Linked DNA regions of Homo sapiens: region 2 is linked to region 1. A link is an interaction called in ENCODE POLR2A ChIA-PET data of the cell type or tissue named here. Cell type or tissue: PC-9. All regions are shown on one strand. Each heading gives the region's core, and the rest is flanking DNA. Links, peaks and the distances in the headings are about the cores only.

Region 1 (8,999 bases), core at 659-8,658:
AGCCACGATCGCACCATTGTACTCCCGCCTGGGCGACAAGAGCGAAACTCCGTCTCGGGAAAAAAAAAAAAAAAGAGTGGCACAGATTACATCTTAACACCATGAGTTTGAGCCTTCTCCCAAAGTTGGACAAAAGCTTTAAACTCCTCAAAGGCAGCCCAGTCTTGCTTTTACTACTTTGCCCTTTAGAATAGGGACTGACTTCAGTACCGACCTCAGACGAGAAGTTCACTGTCTGGTGATCTCATTACTGTCACAGATGCTGTTTCCACTCTTCTAATGAGGCTTCATTTAAACAAGAAATGGGCCTTCATTTGTTTAATGAGGCCCATTTAAACAAGAAGAAGGAGAAGGAAGAGAGGAAGAGGAAAGAAAAGAAGAAAGAAAATAAAGAGAAGGCTGAAAACAACAACAACAAAAAAACTCTGCTTTAAATGTCCTCTGCACTGGGAGTCACAAGTGAGGGTGTTTTTTAACCTTAGGTAAAGATACCTTTAATAAAAGGTTCCTTGTTCCTGGTTCACCCAGATAAAAGCAGATCAAAAAAGCCAGTACAAGAGGGACAGGCCAAAATGAAAGCTTGTTAGAAAATATGAGATAAATTTTTGGCCATGTCTTCTATAAATTGCCTGGGGCTCTCGACACTATATTTAGCCTCCTGAATTCAAGTCTATGCCCTAAATACAGTAACTAAGAGGAGGAGCCTGATGTAACTGACATACAGGCTGCTGAGTATCTTTGAAGGGTATAATTCACACATCAATACCAGTCATTCCCATTTTTCTGCGTCACTCACTCTCCAGGGACAATTTTAAATCATCTGTGGGTAGACAGTTCAGCCAACTAAAATTTAAAATGTTCATAAAATAGCTCCTGTACAAATAAAACCAATGCCCATAAGGACATCTTATTCTCCTTTTTGGGCCTCTTTCTCTCTATTTGCTTCCTCCTTTAGCACATAGTAATAGTCATTCATCCCAGAATGGGCTCACCAGATCCTGATTACGTACTCATACCTTCAGAAAATGTTTAGTGACCATTGCCATGCACCAGGCCTTTATGCCAAGCTCTAGGGATACAATGATAATCAACATAGAGCTCCTGATCTCAAGAAAATCATAGTCTAGAGGAGAATACAGATAAATAAGCAGTCAATATTAAAGAGCTGAGATAGGAAAGCACTAGAATAGTAGGGAAGCACCTAACCATTAAGTGCTGGTAGGCAGGTGTATTAGTCTGTTCTCACGCTGCTAATTAAGACATATCAAAGACTGGGTAATTTATAAAGGAAAGAGGTTTAATGGACTCACAGTTCCACATGGCTGTGGAACTTCTGCCACGTCTCACAATCATGGCAGAAGGCAAATGAGGAGCAAAATCACATCCTCAATCACATCATGGCAGCAGACAAGACAGCCTGTGCAGGGGAACTGCCCTTTATAAAACCATCAGATCTCCTGAGACTTATTCACTATCATGAGAACAGCACAGGAAAGACCCGCCCCCAAGATTCTATTACCTCCCACCGGGTCCCTCCCATGACATGTGGAGATCAGGGGAGCTACAATGCAAGATGAGACTTGGATGGGGACAGAGCCAAACCATATCAGCAGGAATCAGGGAAGGCCTCCTGAAGATAAAAAGAATTTAATGTCAGCGTTTTATTCAACAAATATTTCCTGAGCACCTACTTTGCATAAGCACTGTTACAGACCCTAAGGAGACAGTAATGAATAAGACAAGATCCCTGCCCTAGAAGAGCTTATTGAAAGAGACTGACAAAAAAGGAACAATAATTATATAATATAGCTTTAGGTAGTGATAACTGCCAAAAGCAACTAAAGCAAAGCAAGAAAGTAAAGAAAGATAAAGAACATAAAATAAAATACAGTGCATTTTATTTAAAAGTTTAAAACTAAAGAAATAGAAAATGATGAAACAGTCAGGAACAGTCACTTTCAGTGGGAGGCATTCAAGCATAAAATGGAGTCAAACAAGGAAGTCAACCATTGGCTCTTTTTCTTTTAATTTTTAGAAATGGGATCTTGCTATGTTGCCCAGCCTGGTCTCAAACTCCTGGGCTCAAGAAATCTTCCCACCTCAGCCTCCCAAAGTGCTAGGATTATAGGCGTGAACCAGCAAGCCTGGCCAATCATTAGCTCTTTATTGCCAAATGGTGTCTGTAACAAGCCATCCAGAAGCCTCTGTGAGGTACAACACTGAGCTCGTACTGCCCACACGTTTAGGGAGCTTGGCTGGGTGGCTCTGCTGATCTTGGCTGATCTTGGCTGGGCTCACACACAAGTTATTGACGGAAACCAATGAAGCTAGAGCAAGACCGACACAGGGGAGAACAACTTGAGGCTAGAGAGGGTGGCAGGAGCTAGATTAACATAGGGAATGGTAAAGAATTGGAATGTGAGTTAAGGTGTGATGGGAAGCTTTTGGAGATTTTTGAGAAAGGAAGAGGCATGATGTGATTATTGTTTGAAAAAGATCACCTTTTTAACAACAGGATAGGTCATAGTCAAGAGTGGAAGTGACGAGCTAAGGGACCTTTATTATTACAAAGGCAATATTTTGGCAATAAATGTTGGTGGCTTAGACTAGAGTAGCAAAGGCAGAGGTGACGGAAATGTCAGTTTTTTATTTTTTATTTTTATTTTTTTTGAGATGGAGTCTTGCTCTGTCACTCAGGCAGGAGTGCAATGGCACGATCTTGGCTCACTGCAACCTCTGCTTCCTGGGTTCAAGCAATTCTCCTGTCTCAGCGTCCTGAGTAGCTGGGACTACAGGTGCCCACCACTATGTCTGGCTAATTTTTATATTTTTAGTAGAGACAGGATTTCACCATATTGGTCAGGCTGGTCTCAAACTCCTGACCTCAGGTGATCCACCCGTCTCAGTTTCCCAAAGTGCTGGAATTACAGGCTTGAGCCACTGGGCCCAGCCAGAAATAGTCAGATTTTTAAAAAATAGTTTGAAGATACATCCAGCAGATCCTAAAGGTGGACTGCAGGTGGGTCAGTAAGGGAGAGGATAATCCAGCCCCAGAAGTGGATTCTGTAGGCTGGACTTGCCAGGCACCCCTACAACAACATATAGTAGATTTCCTTGGTTGCCACCAGAGAGTTGCCCAGAGAAGTGACATTGCCCTGTTCTGCCACTCTGACAGCTGTCACCAGCAGATTCAATATAAGATGGCCTATTCTTCACCCCTGGCTGCCAGTGGGGCCCAAAAAGATGTGAGCAGGCTCAAGGGTTGGCAGTCTTGGGCTTGAATCCAGTCCCTCCCAGCTACCAGCAGTGTGGGCTTTGCAAAGCTTCACCTCACTGAGTCCCAGCCTCCTCTTTAAAGTAGGAGTAATACAATCTACAATACAATAAAGTAGGGGTAATACAATCTACTTCGCAGGTCCATTGCGAGGACTAAGTTGAAAAACTCTATAGACAAGCACCTACCAGGATGCCTATACTCTCCCACATTGGATACCACCATTAAGTGAATGAAGGCAGCCATCTCCAGGAATCAGTAGTTCTGTGAGCTGTTTAATAAGTACTTGCTGGAAAAATATTTCTGGCACTCAAATACAATTATGAAATGCCAAGTTCAAAGGTCTCTTTACAATAGGAGTTTCCAGAATCTGCAATGGGCTAAAGATGTGCTGTGATTCTCCATGAGAAAGAAGAAAGTATGCAAATTTGCTGAATGTTTCTCAGGTATTTTCATAGGACCCTTATTTTCTTAAATATCTCCTGAGATGACTTGGACATTTCACATCTTGGAAAATAGTGGTGTTAAAGCTTTGTGGGTTTTTTTTTTTTTAAGACAGGGTCTCACTCTGTCATCCAGGCTGGAGTGCAGTAGCATGATCTTGGCTCACTGCAATCTCCACCTCCTGGGTTCAAGTGATTCTCCTGCCTCAGCCTCCCAAGTATCTGGGATTACAGGTGCCCATCACCATGTTCAGCTAATTTTTTGTATTTTTAGTAGAGACAGGGTTTCACCATGTTGGCCAGGCTAGTCTTGAACTCTTGACCTCAAGTGATCTGCCTGCCTCAGCCTCCCAAAGTGCTGGGATTATAGGCATGAGCCACCACTCCCGGTCAGTATAAAAGCTTTGTATTTCAAGCCCCAAGTGTTTAGCAGAAATAGCCATTGGGCCACTTGCCCTCTCTGAAGGGAAGTGCATGTAACAGGATCCAGTCCCCACCTTCAGAGCTGCCAGGAGTGGCAGTTCAGAAAAGTGGAATCTGAGGCCAAGTCTAAGGGGTCAAATTTCAGGCAAAAATGCTTGAGCAACATGGAACTGAGAAAAGAAGGCAAGCAGGGAGTCTGGCGTTGGAGGCCAGAGAGCAGAGGTGGGAAACCAGAATCCCAAATGTAGAAACAGCACAACAAAAGAGAAGAGGGAGAATGGAAAGGATGGTTGAACAGAGGCCAATAAAAAAGGAAGGAAGTTCAATCTTAGTTCAAAGCAAATATTGTGACTGTGGGAACGTGGCCCTCTTCCTCCTATCCTTGGCGTGTTCTATCTGGGCTAGGGGCAGGGCCTGAAGAGGCAAGTTCTGATTAGATAATTGAGATGTTTGCATGGACTTGCCAACTGGACAGAAATGGGTTCGTGCCAGGGGTATCTCTTTTGGAGCACCAAACATGTGGAGGCCCCAGGGAGAGGCTAGGGGAGGTAGGATCCAAGCAGGAATGCTCAGAGGCCATTGAAGGACCCCAAAGATGAATAACTTGTTTCTCACTGTTGCGTGAGGTTAGCCCTGCTTGGCCTGAAGCTCTAACCTCTTACTGTAGGTCACGTGTTCATAGAGGAGCCCTGTGCAGGACCCTCAGTACCTCTAAGGACACCTAGGACTTTGAAGTTCCCGAAAGACACACCCACATCTCTGTCTTGCCCTCCTCCTCATGTTCAAACTTCCATTCCTCCATTTTGAGCATCTTCTTGGCCAATCTAAAAACACACAAAAATCAATTTTAAAAACATCATGAGCCAGGAATTTGGCCTTTACTCAGATGTTTCTTTGGCAAAGTTCCTCAACATGTTTGTCATCAACCAACTCACCACTTTCCTGAACCAGTTTTTTCTGTGACTGCAGAGTGTATGCTTCAGAAGAATGTCTGCTATCACTGCATCAGCTCAATTCCACTCAATCAAGTGCTCATCACTGGATCTGGCTGACGTGTGTTGAAAATTCTCTAATTGTCAGGCATTGAACCAAGCTCTGACATGCTTTACTTAATTTATTTAATTCCCACATCCCCACAACAAACTTAAAAAGAAAGGAGGAGGTAATTTTTTTTCCAGTTTCACTGATGAGAAAACTGTGAAGTTGGGAAAAACCCAAGTTCCCACAGAGAGTAAGTGCCTGAGCTGGGATTCTAACCCAGATCCAAGTGCACAACCTTACACAGGATGTTAAATAAGAAATCCTAGTCCAGTTCCAATGCTGAACTGGGAATCTGGAGGTGCGGGTTCCGGTTCCAACTCTACAATTTGCTTTCCAGTGGCAAAGTCACTCACTGGGCCCCTTTCTCCCTTAAAACAGAGGCATGGGGTTATGAGATGCATACTGAAAGCCCTTTCAGTGACAGACTAGTCTATGTCTGTAGATTGTAACAATCATTAGTCCCTGTGCTCGTTTTTCTAAAATTAATGCACCCACCCCATCTCATCTTGAATTGTAGCTCCCATAATTCCCATGTGTGGTGGGAGGCACCCGGTGGGAGGTGATGGAATCATGGGGGCGGTTTCTCCCATACTGTTCTCATGGTAGGGAATAAGTCTCATGAGGTCTGATGGTTTTATAAGGGGTTTCCCCTTTCACTTGGCTCTCATTCTCTCTTGTCTGCCACCATGTGAGACGTCCCCTTCACCTGCCACCATGATTGGGAGGCCTCCCCAGCCACATGGAACCTTGAGTCCATTAAACCTCTTTTTCTGTGTAAATTACCCAGTCTCGGGTATGTCTTTATCAGCAGCATGAAAATGGACTAATACATAAAGGTTTAGGATTTTTTTTCTTCTATTCAGTTTTTTGAGGCAGTCTGGGGCATTTCCCTGGATTCTTTTCATTCTGTTTTCATTCCCAGGATCCATCTCCCTTCCCCAAAGCACTCTCATTTTCTTGAGGGTGACTCCTACTCTGACCTGTGGGGTGTGGGGCAGGCACTTGGCAGTAGGGTACTTCTGGGCATCTGCCTCCCTCCACAGACATGGAGGAGTGCCTTCATCTACCCTGGATGGCCAGGGCTGGGCATGACACCATACCAGAGTCATTCCGATTTAAGCTCACTGACCTCAGGACACTAGACACCATGGGTGATCTCAGATCAAATCTTGTGGTGCTTTGGGAGCTACAGTTCAGGGGTAGCAGAAGCTACATTACGTGGTATGGCATCTGTGCTGGCTGCAGCTTCCTAGCTACACTGCTTCTGTAGAGTGACTTCGGCTGCCGACCTGCAGCTGAGCTCTCTAGAGCTGCCCTGGGCCCTGCCCTTTTCCCAGTCTGGTTTTCTTGACTCCTCATCAACGTGATGTGCTTGCTAATGTCGTTTCAGTTCTTCTTCCCTCTCCTTTCTCTTTCTCCTTTCCTTTCTCTCTTTCTTTCCTTTTTATATTAGAGCCATTGCTTGCTATCAAGAACCCTGGGTAATACTACTATTTAGGTTTGAGTTTACATGTCAAGTATATCTTGGTGTTTGAGATATTTTTTCCACCGATTCTTCTGAAACTAATCTTTTAAAATTACCTTCAAATTCACTTTATAAATCATACACACAAAGCTGGTCTCATTAAATTGACATGCCTTATTTTTACCTAAAAGGTTTTCACCTAAGTCAATCATCCACCATATTTCTCCAGGCGTCACTTCAAGAGACTGCCAAATACCAAGCTGCCGACCAGTGATTTGGCTGCCTCACCAGCTGGCAGGCAAGTGAGAAAACACTGCTCTAGTGGTCGTTTCCTAGGGTCAGTTTTGGCTTGAAATTGAGCCCCCTGCAGACCTCTCCCATCCCAAGGTTGCTGCTCTATTACAAACTCATTCATTTCTTCCATTAGCGTAATTCACCCAGGTCCTTTCTGTACTTAAGGTATTACTAAATAAGGGATGTATGAGCAGACAAATGGATGAAGGACTAAATAAAAGAACAATTTTTCCATCTTTCCTGGATCTTAAACTCAAACATTTGAAAAATGTTAACCATGATCCAGCCCTGGTTTAATTAACTCCTAGTTCTTTGTGTGTGAGGTGTCTGGCCTAAATACAATCTCATCCACTGGAATTATGAAAGGGATCCTTGGAAGCAGTTTCAAGAACTCCATTGTGCTGTGGCACTGTAAATATCTCTAACATGAGGGGAAGAAGTGGGCACATTGATGTAATGGCCAGAAGTATAAGGCCTTCACATGATTTCTAGATTTTTTTATTTTTTTATTTTCTTCCGAGACAGAGTCTTGCTCTGTTGCCCAGGCTGGAGTGCAGTGGCATAACCTCAGCTCACTGCAACCTCTGCCTCCCGGGTTCAAGCAATTCCCCTGCCTCAGCCTCCTGAGTAGCTAGGATTACAGGCGCACGCCACCACGTCTGGCTAATTTTTGTATTTTTAGTAGAGACGGGGTTCCACCATGTTGGCTAGGCTGGTCTTGAACTCCTGACCTCGTGATCCGCCCACCTTGGCCTCCCAAAGTGCTGGGATTACAGGCATGAGCCACCACACCCAGCCAATTTCTAAATTTTTTTGCTTGTCTACCAAATTAAGAAAGAGAGAGAAAGGAGAGAAAAAGCAAAAACCAAATATAAACCAAGCTAGCCTTCTCCATAAACTGACATGTTTTTAAACTTCAGAAAAAAAATTATATTAGAATAATAGATATAGCAATAGAAATATACTTGAGAGGTTTTTGTTTGTTTTTGGGAAAAAAGAATCTAGAAATTGTAGAGTCAATTCAACTCAACATATTAATACAACAAGTATTAATTGGAAAACTACTATGGATTTATTCATTTGTTCTTTCATGCAATAAAAATCTGCCCCTAGGACATGCCCTACTGTGAGCTATGGGTACCGAGAGACCAGTTCCTGCCTTCTGGGGTGCCTCAGAGTTTAGTGGGGGATTAGATACATACACTGACACAACAGCTACTTAAGAACTAAGTTAGCAGAACAAAAAAGAAGCAGCACCCTCCTTTACCTGGGAAGGTTGAGAGAGTGATGCTGGGTACTAAAGATGAAAAGGTATCCTCAGGCAGGTAGAAAAGGGACCTGTATTAGTCCATTTGCATGCTGCTGATAAAGACATACCTGAGAGTGGGAAGAAAAGAGGTTTAATTGGACTTAGAGTTCTACATGGCTGGGGAGGCCTCAGAATCATGGCGGGAGGTGAAGGGCACTTCTTACATGGCGGCAGCAAGAGAAAAATGAGGAAGAAGCAAAAGCAGAAACCTCTGATAAACCCATCAGATCTCATGAGACTTATTCACTATCATGAGAACAGCACAGGAAAGACCAGTCCCATGATTCAATTACCTCCCCCTGGACCCTCCCACAACACGTGGGAATTCTAGGAGAAACAATTCAAGTTGAGATTTGGGTGGGGACACAGCAAACCATATCAGGACCTTTTGGGACCCTACTGCATGCCAGGCTCTTTACTAAGCAGGGTTCTAGCTACTGCAGATATGGAGTTTCTGCCCTCAAAAAGTACACATTATAGAGAGGGAGAAGACAAATGCAATAAATGCATGAATACATGAACAAATAGGTAAGCAACAAAACAAACCAATGGAATAATTTCAAATAAAGTAAGTGTTATAAAGAAAATAAAACAGGGTTATGGGCAAGACAGTGACAGTGGGGAGACAGATTGCTACTGAACTGGGGTGATCAAGGAACAGCTCTCTGAGGAGGTGATGTACAAGCTCAAACATACAAAAATGCAGAAAGAAGAAAACACATCCTATGTTAGGGACACAGCTGGATGTGG
Region 2 (8,999 bases), core at 603-8,602, 55 kb before region 1:
TAATATTTTTAAAAAGATTGTGTTTTATCCATAAAACAAAGGTATTATGGTTTATTTCCTTGTTAAAAAGCTATTACATAAAGGTTAAAATGTATAAATAATAATTAACACTAGGCCAGGCACAGTGGTTCTTGCTTGTAATCTTAGCACTTTGAGAGGCTGAGGTGCATGTACATTTTCTTTTTTTTTTCTTGTGAAATTCACCATTGTGATGGTTAAAGTTACGTGCCAATTTGGCTAGACTATGGTACCCAGATATTTGGTCAAATACTAGTCTAGATGTTGCTGCGAAGGTATTTTTTAGATAAGATGAACATTTCAATCATTTGAGCTTAGGATCATTTGAGCTTAGGAGTTTGAGATCAGTCTGGGCAACATAGCAAAACTGTCTCTACAAAAAATACAAAAATAGCCAGACATGGTGGTGCACACCTATAGTACCCACTACTCAGAGGCTAAGGTGGGAGGATCACCTGCACCCAGGAGGTCAAGGCTGCATGAGTGGTGATGGCGCCACTACATTCCAGCTTGTGTGACAAAGGAGAGCCTATCTCAATAAATACATAAATAAATAAAAGCTTGCATGAGAGAAAACTTTCCTGAGGTAACTCTATGACAAAACAAACAAATCAAACTCAATCAACTGAGATTATTACACAGCACATCTTAATTAGCAGAGGAGGAAGTTTAGCTTTAATGAAATGATGGGCTGCTTTAATTTCTAATTAATCCAAAAATTATCACTTCAAAAGACCAATCAACCATTCAGCCATGTTAGAGTTGGATGTTCCAGATTTAATTGTCAGTAGTCAATAGTTCAGAGCTTCCTAATAAGAAGTGGAAGAAGAAAAGCTTTCTATGGAGATCTACCGGGATTTAAACAACTGTCATGGTTAAGAGATTGATTGTTTTTTGTTTTTTGTTTTTTTTTTTGAGATGCAGTTTTGCTCTTGTTGTCCAGGCTGGAATGCAATGGCGTCATCTCGGCTCACAGCAACCTCCGCCCCCCAGGTTCCAGCGATTCTCCTGCCTCAGCCTCCTGAGTAGCTGGGATTAAAGACTTGCGCCACCACGCCCAGCTAATCTTTTTGTATTATTAGTAGAGATGGGGTTTTACCATGTTGGCCAAGCTAGTCTCAAACTCCTGACCTCAGGTGATCCACCCACCTCGGCCTCCCAAAGTGCTGGGATTACAGGCGTGAGCCACCGTGCCCGGCCAGGAGATTGATCTTTGGTAAGTATCCATAGGTTCCTCTGAATATTAATAAAAGGAAAGGTTCTCTATTGACTTCACAGCATCCCAGCTACTGACAACCTGGTAGGCCACATATCTAATTAAACGGACCATCCTGACTGGCTTGATCATGCCATGGTTTATCTGCTTGTCCCCAGTAGGCCGGTACCTGATATTCTGAGTGTCTTTGTCAGTTTGGGCTGCCCTAACAAAGTACTGAGTGGCTTATCAACAATGTATTTCTCACAGTTTTGGAGGCTGGAAATCCTAGATTGGGGGCCAGCATGGTGGGTTCTGCTGACGACCCTCTTCCAGTTTGCAGATGGCCAACTTCTTGTTGCATCTTCATGTGGCAGAAAGAAAGGGAGAGATCTCTCTAGGGTCCTTTTTATAAGGGCACTAATCCCATTCACAAGGGCTCTATACTGATGACCTAGTTACCTCCCAAAGGCCTCACCTCCACATACCATCACATCGGGGATTACATGTCAACTATGAATTTTGGGGAACACAAACCTTCAGTCCATAACATTGAGTGTATGTGGACAAGCGCATAGATACACATTTATAAATGACATCTTTAATAGTAGTAATAATTACGTCCTTAGTAACCACACACACATTGTGAGTTTCCATTAAATGGCAGTCACTGTGCTAAGTATTTCATGTGACTTGTCTCATTTAACAATTATTACAACTCTTCTGGTAGCTACTTTTCTTCTTCTTGTGTCCCAAATGAGGATGCTAAGGCTGCCAAGGTTAAGAAATTTATCCAATATTTTATAGTTAAAAACTGACAGAAATAGGACCCAAATCTCAGCCTAGGAATTCATTCACTAAACCTCAATTCCTCAATGTAGGAAGAGGTTCATTAATAATAATAATAATAATGGTTATTGCAGATAAAAATGTTTATACCTTTCCAGGCCCTGTTTGATATGTTTTGGATATTTTAACTGATTTAATCCTCACTACTATAACCCCCACTTTACAGATAAAGGAATGTATGGTAAAAAGTACAAAATAACTTGCCCAAGATCACACAGCAAGCAAATGGTAAAGATGGAATTCAAACCTAAGCATTTTGGCAGGGCGTGGTGCTCAGGCCTGTAATCCCAGCACTTTGGGAAGCCGAGGCGGGCGGATCACCTGAGGTCACAAGTTCGAGACCATCCTGGCCAACACGGTGAAACCCCGTCTCTACTAAAAGTACAACAACAAAAAAAAAATTAGCCAGGCGTGGTGGCAGGTGCCTGTAATCCCAGGTACTTGGGAGGCTGAGGCAGGAAAATCACTTGAATTCGGGAGGTGTGGAGGTTGCAGTGAGCCAAGATTGTGCCACTATACTCCAGCCTGGGCAACAGAGCAAGACTCTGTCTCAAAAAACAAACAAACAAACAAAAAAGCAAACCAAAGCATCCTGCTCCAGTGTCAGCCTCAGTCCTCTTCTCCACTGTACTATACTTCACAGTTCTTTAGAGAAACCCAAGAACCTTTTAGAGATTCTGGAAGGTCAAACTATTTTAATAACAATACTAAAGGACTATTTGCCTTTCTTACTGTCTCTCTCACGAGCACTATATTTGGAGTTTTCCAGAGGTTATATGATGTAAGAGATTGCCACAAATGTAGAAGAAAACATGAGAATCCTGCAGTCATCTGTTAAGCCAATTATTAAAGAGACACTGCTAACTGAAAAAAAAAAAACTACTCTTTGGGAAAATACAGCTATTTTTCACTTTAAAAATGTTTTTATGTTGACAAATAATGGGTTCATTATTGTTCTTCTAAAGGAAACAACAAATAAAGTGTTCTTAATTTTCATTTGCAATATGGTAGCGATAGATATAAATCATAAAGAAAAAACTCTTTGGTTTTTCAATAAGTTTTAAAGTGTAAAGATTGGTCAGAAACCCAAAAGTTTTCTAATGGCCACTAGGCTTATATACTATGTCTTTCCATGATAGCAACTAGTCATAGGGTTTTTTTGTGTGTTAAGATTAAATGAGGCCAGGCGTGGTGGTTCATGCCTGTAATCCCAACACTTTGAGAGGCCGAAGTGGGTGGATCACCTGAGGTAAGGAGTTCGAGACCATCCTAGCCTACATGGTAAAACCTCATCCCTACTAAAAATACAAAAATTATCTGGGCATGTTGGTGTGCACCTATAATCCCAGCTACTCGGGAGGCTGAGGCAGGAGAATTGCTTGAACCTGGGAGGCAGAGGTTGCAGTGAGCCCAGATTGCACCATTGCACTCTAGCCTGGGTGACAGAGTGAGACTCCATCTCAAAAACAAAACAAAACAAAAAACAAAACAAACAAACAAAAAACTCTTTGGGTTTTCAATAAGTTTGAAAGTGAAAAGATTGGTCAGAAACCCAAAAGTGTTCAAATGGCTGCTAGGCTTATATACTACACCTTTCCATGATAGCATCTGGTCATAGGGTTTTTTGTGTGTAAAGATTAAATGAGATAACCCATGTGAAAAGCTGAACATGGCCCCTGGCACATGGACAGTGTCAACATACGTTAGCTATTATTGTCATAGTTATTAGAGATGAAATAACCTGCCTGAGGCCACACTGTGACAAACTAGGGACATAAAAAAGTTGAAATTCTCTGCAATAATATAATAAGCTGCATTTAATAATGATTTAACAAACTAGATGATCAAATTCCCTTCCAGTGAGTAATGTTAAGTACCACAAAGAAGAGAGCTGTCCATAACTAACGCCATTGAAGAGAAAGATGATGGGTCATAGAGACTCCAGGCAGATGAACAAAGACCTGGATTCCAGGTGTGATACTTACAGTACCTAAATGTGTTACCACAGGCAAATCATTTGAAATCTCTGAATTATTGTGTTCATATGTATAAAATGTAAAAAATTATGTATCTCTCTCATCTACATTACAAGTATGAAATAATTTATGTGAAAGTGCTCTGAAGTATAAAATAGGGAAAGTGTGTTCTGCTCCAATTCTCATACCCAAATAAATCCCAGAGGGATTAAAATGTTACTGTAAAAAACACAAGCAAAAATTACTAGAAAGATATATAGGCCGGGCGCGGTGGCTCACGCCTGTAATCCCAGCACTTTAGGAGGCCGAGGAGTGCAGATCACGAGGTCAGGAGATTGAGATCATCCTAGCTAACATGGTGAAATCCTGTCTCTACTAAAAATACAAAAATTAGCTGGGCATGGTGGCACATGCCTGTAATCCCAGCTACTCGGGAGGCTGAGGCAGGAGAATCGCTTGAACCGGGAAGTCGGAGGTTGCAGTGAGCCAAGATCATGCCACTGCACTCCAGCCTGGGTGACAGAGTGAGACTCTGTCAAAAAAAAAATAATTATATATATATATATATATATATATATATATAGACATTTTAATATGAGAAAATTTATACAATTCTGGGATGAGGAGAATTTGTCAATGTGATGACAAAGAGAAAACATTTTACAAAAGTACTGAAGTTACCTCAAAAAAAGAGAAAATAGACTGAGCATGGTGGCTCATGCCTTCAATCTCAGCACCTTGGGAGGCCAAGTCAAGAGGATGACTTGAGCCCAGGAATTCAAGATCAGCCTGGGCAACATGGCAAGATCCTGTCTCTCCAAAAAAAATACAAAAATTAGCTCTGGGCGTAGTGGTGGGTGCCTGTGATCCCAGCTACTTAGGAGGCTGAGGTGGGAGGATCGCTCGAGCCCAGGAGTTCTAGGCTGCAGAGAGCTGTGTTTGTATCATTGCACTCCAACCTAAGCAGCAGGGCAAGACCCTATCTCAAAAAAAAAAAAAAAAAATGTTTGGCAGGGAGGAGAAAATCGCAGTGAATCTTTGTGAACTTGAGTTATACAATGGCCTCTTAGATATGACACCAAAAGCCAAAAGCACATGTGGAAAAAAGAAAAATTGGACCTTACCAAAATGACAAACTTTGTGCTTCAAAAGGTACCATGAAGAAAGTGAAAAACACAACTAAAACATGGAAGAAAACATTTGCAAATTATAAGTTTGATAAGTCTGGTGTCCAGAATATATAAAGAACTTTTAAAACTTGACAATAAAAAGACAAATAACCCACTTAGAAATGGGCAAAGGGCTTGAATAGACATTAATCCAAATAAGGTGTACCGATGGTCAATATGTGCTCCCAAAAATATGTTCAGCCTTATTAGTCATCAGGGAAATGCAAATAAAAACCACAATGAAATACCAATTCACACCCACTGGCATAGCTAAAATTAAAAAGCCAACTAATAACAGGTGTTAGCAAAAATGTAGAGAAATTGGAGCCCTTATCAACGCTGGTGGAATTGTAAAATAGCGCAGCCACTTTGGAAAACAGTTTGAACATTCTCAAAATGTTAAAACAAAGTTACCACATGATCCAGCAATTCTGCTCCTAGATATATACCTAAGAGAACTGAAATCGTATGTTCAAACAAAAACCTTTATTAAAACATTCATAGTAGGCCAGGCATGGTGGATCATGCCTGTAATCCCATCACTTTGGGAGGCTGAGGCAGGTGGATCACCTGAGGTCAGGAGTTCAAGACCAGCCTGGCCAACATGGCAAAACCCCATCTCTACTAAAAGTACAAAAAATTAGCCAGGCGTGGTGATGTGCACCTGTAATCCCAGCTACTTGGGAGGCTGAGGCAGGAGAACTGCTTGAACCTGGGAGTTGGAGGCTGCAGTGAGCCAAGATTGTGCCACTGGTACTCCAGCCTAGGCAACAGAGCAAGACTTTGTCTCAAAAAAAAAAAAAAAGAAAAAGAAAAAAAGAAAAGAAAACATTCAGAACAGCATTATTCACAATAGCCATAAGGTAGAAAAGCCCACACATCCATCTACTGATGAATGCATAAACAAAATATACATCTATACTGTAGAATATTATTTGACAATAAAAAAGACTAAAGTACTTATACATGTTGCAACATGGGTGAAACTTGAAAACATTATGCGAAGTGAAAGATGCCAGTCACAAAAGGCCACATTTTGTAGGATTCCTTTTATATAAAATGTCCAGAATAGGCAAATCCATAAAGACAGAAAGTAGATTAATGCTTCCAGAGGGTACATGGAAGGAGAAACAGAGTTTCTCTCCTCTGCTAAGCAGAGGAGTTTCATTTGGTGTGATGAAAAAGTTCTAAAATTAGATAGTAATGGCTGCACAACTCTGTGAATATACCAAAAACCACAGAAATGGAATGTAAATTATAACCCAATAAAGCTGCTGTAAAAAATGTACTGGAGTTTGTCCCTGGAAAAACATAGCTTCAGAAAGGCAGAAGTCATTTTAAAAGTAAAATATTTTTTAAATGGTGGGAAACAAATTGTGTAATTGACCTTAATGTAGTGTTAATGTCTTCAATATATAAAGCACATTTATAAGCCAATAAGAATGTATTAGTCAGTTCTCATGTGCGAATAAAGACATACCTGAGCCTGGGTAATTTATGAAGGAAAGAGGTTTAATAGGCTCACAGTTCCACATGTCTGGGGAGGCCTCACAATCGTGGTGGAAGGCAAAGGAGAAGAAAGTCATGGCTTACATAGCAGCAGGCAAGAGATCTTGTATGGGGAACTCCCATTTATAAAATCATCAGATCTTATAAGAGTTATTCACTACCATGAGAACAGTATGGGGGAAACCGCCCCCATGATTCAATTATCTCCATCTCCACCTTGCCCCACGATTGACACATGGGGATTATTACAGTTGAATGTGAGATTTGGGTGGGGACACAGCCAGACCAAATCAAAGAGAAAAAGGTAACATCTGAAATGAAAATGGGCTGAAGATATTAATATAAAGTTCATAAAAGAGGAAATATGAATGATATAAACACATTAAAATGCTCATCTTGACTTATAATAAAAGGACAAATTAAAGTGACATGTTTTTTGCTTACCAGATTGACCAAGATTACAAATACTAGTGACCCTGTAGGCTGGTACATGGGGCTGGATGTATTCTCATGCAATGCAATTGAGAGTTTACACTGATATAGTTGTCTGAAGGCCAATTTAGCCATATATTTAGCCATACAATTTAGCCAAACACTCATACATTTTGATCTTATAGTTCTATAATTTCATGCTAAGGAAATACTTGGGTGTATTAGCAAAGGTAAATGTGTAAAAATATTTGTCAAAGTAAATGATAGAAAAATACTAGAAAAATCCTACATGTTAAATAATTGGAATAGGGATATATAGTTTTACCTATACAGTGAAATTCTTAGCATCCAGTTAGAATAAAGATATTACTCATATTTATTGATATAGAGGTGTGGTCATAGTATATTGTTAGCCAAGAAAAGTAGGTACAAAATTATATACAATCTGATATTAAGTTTGTAATATATATTTTTATTGATATTAGATATGTATGTATAGTATAATTGTGTATTTATAAATATATTACTGTAAATTATATATTCATTATAGTCTTACAATTATATTTATATTCTAACATTTATATTATTATTTATAGTTATATGTTATATATTTATATGTATGTGGAGAAAAGTCTTAAAGGATTTTCATAAAAATATTAACAGTTGTCTTTGAATGATAAGATTTGGGGTGAGGCCAGGCACAGTAGCTCACGTCCGTAATTACAGAACTTTTGGAAGCCAAGTGAGAGGATCGCTTGAACCCGGGAGTTCAGGACCAGCCAGGGCAGCATAGTGAGGTCTTGACTCTACTAAAAAATAAAAAAATAAAAAATAGGTGGCATGGTGGCACACACCTGCAGTCCCAGCTACATGGGAGGCTGAGGTAGGAGGATCACTTGAGCCTGGGAGGTCAAGGCTATAATGAGCTATGATTGTGCCACAGCTCTCCAGCCTGGGCAACAGAGCAAGACTCTGTCTTAAAAAAACAACAACAGAAAGATCTGGAATTTTTTTTCCTAAATTCTTATTTCACTTACCATTTTTGCACAGAATAGACAATTTGAATATTTTATATTTTTAATAGAACTGTAAGCAGATTTTAGAGCCCTTTGGAGAAGCACTTAGGCTTTTGACAGAGTCAGGCTGTATTAAAACCCTTTGCTCAATGACTCTGGACAAGTCACTAACCTCCCCAAGTCTTAATTATCTCAGTAGCCACCTCATAAAGTTGTCATTAGTGAGACAAAGTATTTTAAGGTCTTAATACAGTGCCTATGTATAATAAGCACTTAGTGGCTGTTATTCTTGTTTTTATAATTATCATTATCAATATTAAGGAAGATTCTCCATTGTTTATAAATACAGAACTTTTAATTATCTACACATACATATGGCAGGACCATGCCACATGGGGGATCCCTTAGTCCAAAGAGCTAAACATCTGCCCACTCCCCTCGAGAGGAAGAAATTTTTCTCAAGCAACTACATTCTGTTGTCACGACAGGACATTTTTCATTATAATCACATAATAACTATTAGTTATGTGTCTCAATGATAACATCAAAGCATATTTAGCTTGTAGCTTAACTGTGCTACCAGGTAGAAGAAATGAAAAATGATAGAAAATGCTGTTGCCAAATATAAACTATTTCAGAAACATAAATGAAAAACCAATAGCTATGTGGGCTAACCATGGAGTTAATTATCTTTTGTAATATCAGGAGACAATGATATAATAATAGGTTATGACAAGTTAAATATTGCTATATAACAAAATACAATATCATAGGATAGTATTCTTATAATATAAAGTATATATATTATAATACAATAATAAATATAATATAATAA

What was found. Peaks named below come from ENCODE experiments on the same cell type or tissue, not always from the same donor. Only the 100,000 strongest peaks of a DNase experiment are listed, where the experiment ranks them.
Region 2: POLR2A ChIA-PET joins it to region 1 with 11 read pairs; 6 of 35 experiments call an interaction of 5 or more read pairs at or near these places.

The regions. Positions count from the first base shown.
Region 1 is chr2:223,730,946-223,739,944 of GRCh38, forward strand. No RefSeq gene overlaps it. Among named protein-coding and RNA genes, the nearest start is that of AP1S3, 100 kb to the right of the region's middle. In PC-9, for the core only: no CTCF peak of the experiment used is centred there; a DNase peak (open chromatin) is centred at 5,076.
Region 2 is chr2:223,675,891-223,684,889 of GRCh38, forward strand. No RefSeq gene overlaps it. Among named protein-coding and RNA genes, the nearest start is that of SCG2, 78 kb to the left of the region's middle. In PC-9, for the core only: no CTCF peak of the experiment used is centred there; a DNase peak (open chromatin) is centred at 5,461; H3K27ac peaks cover 383 bases.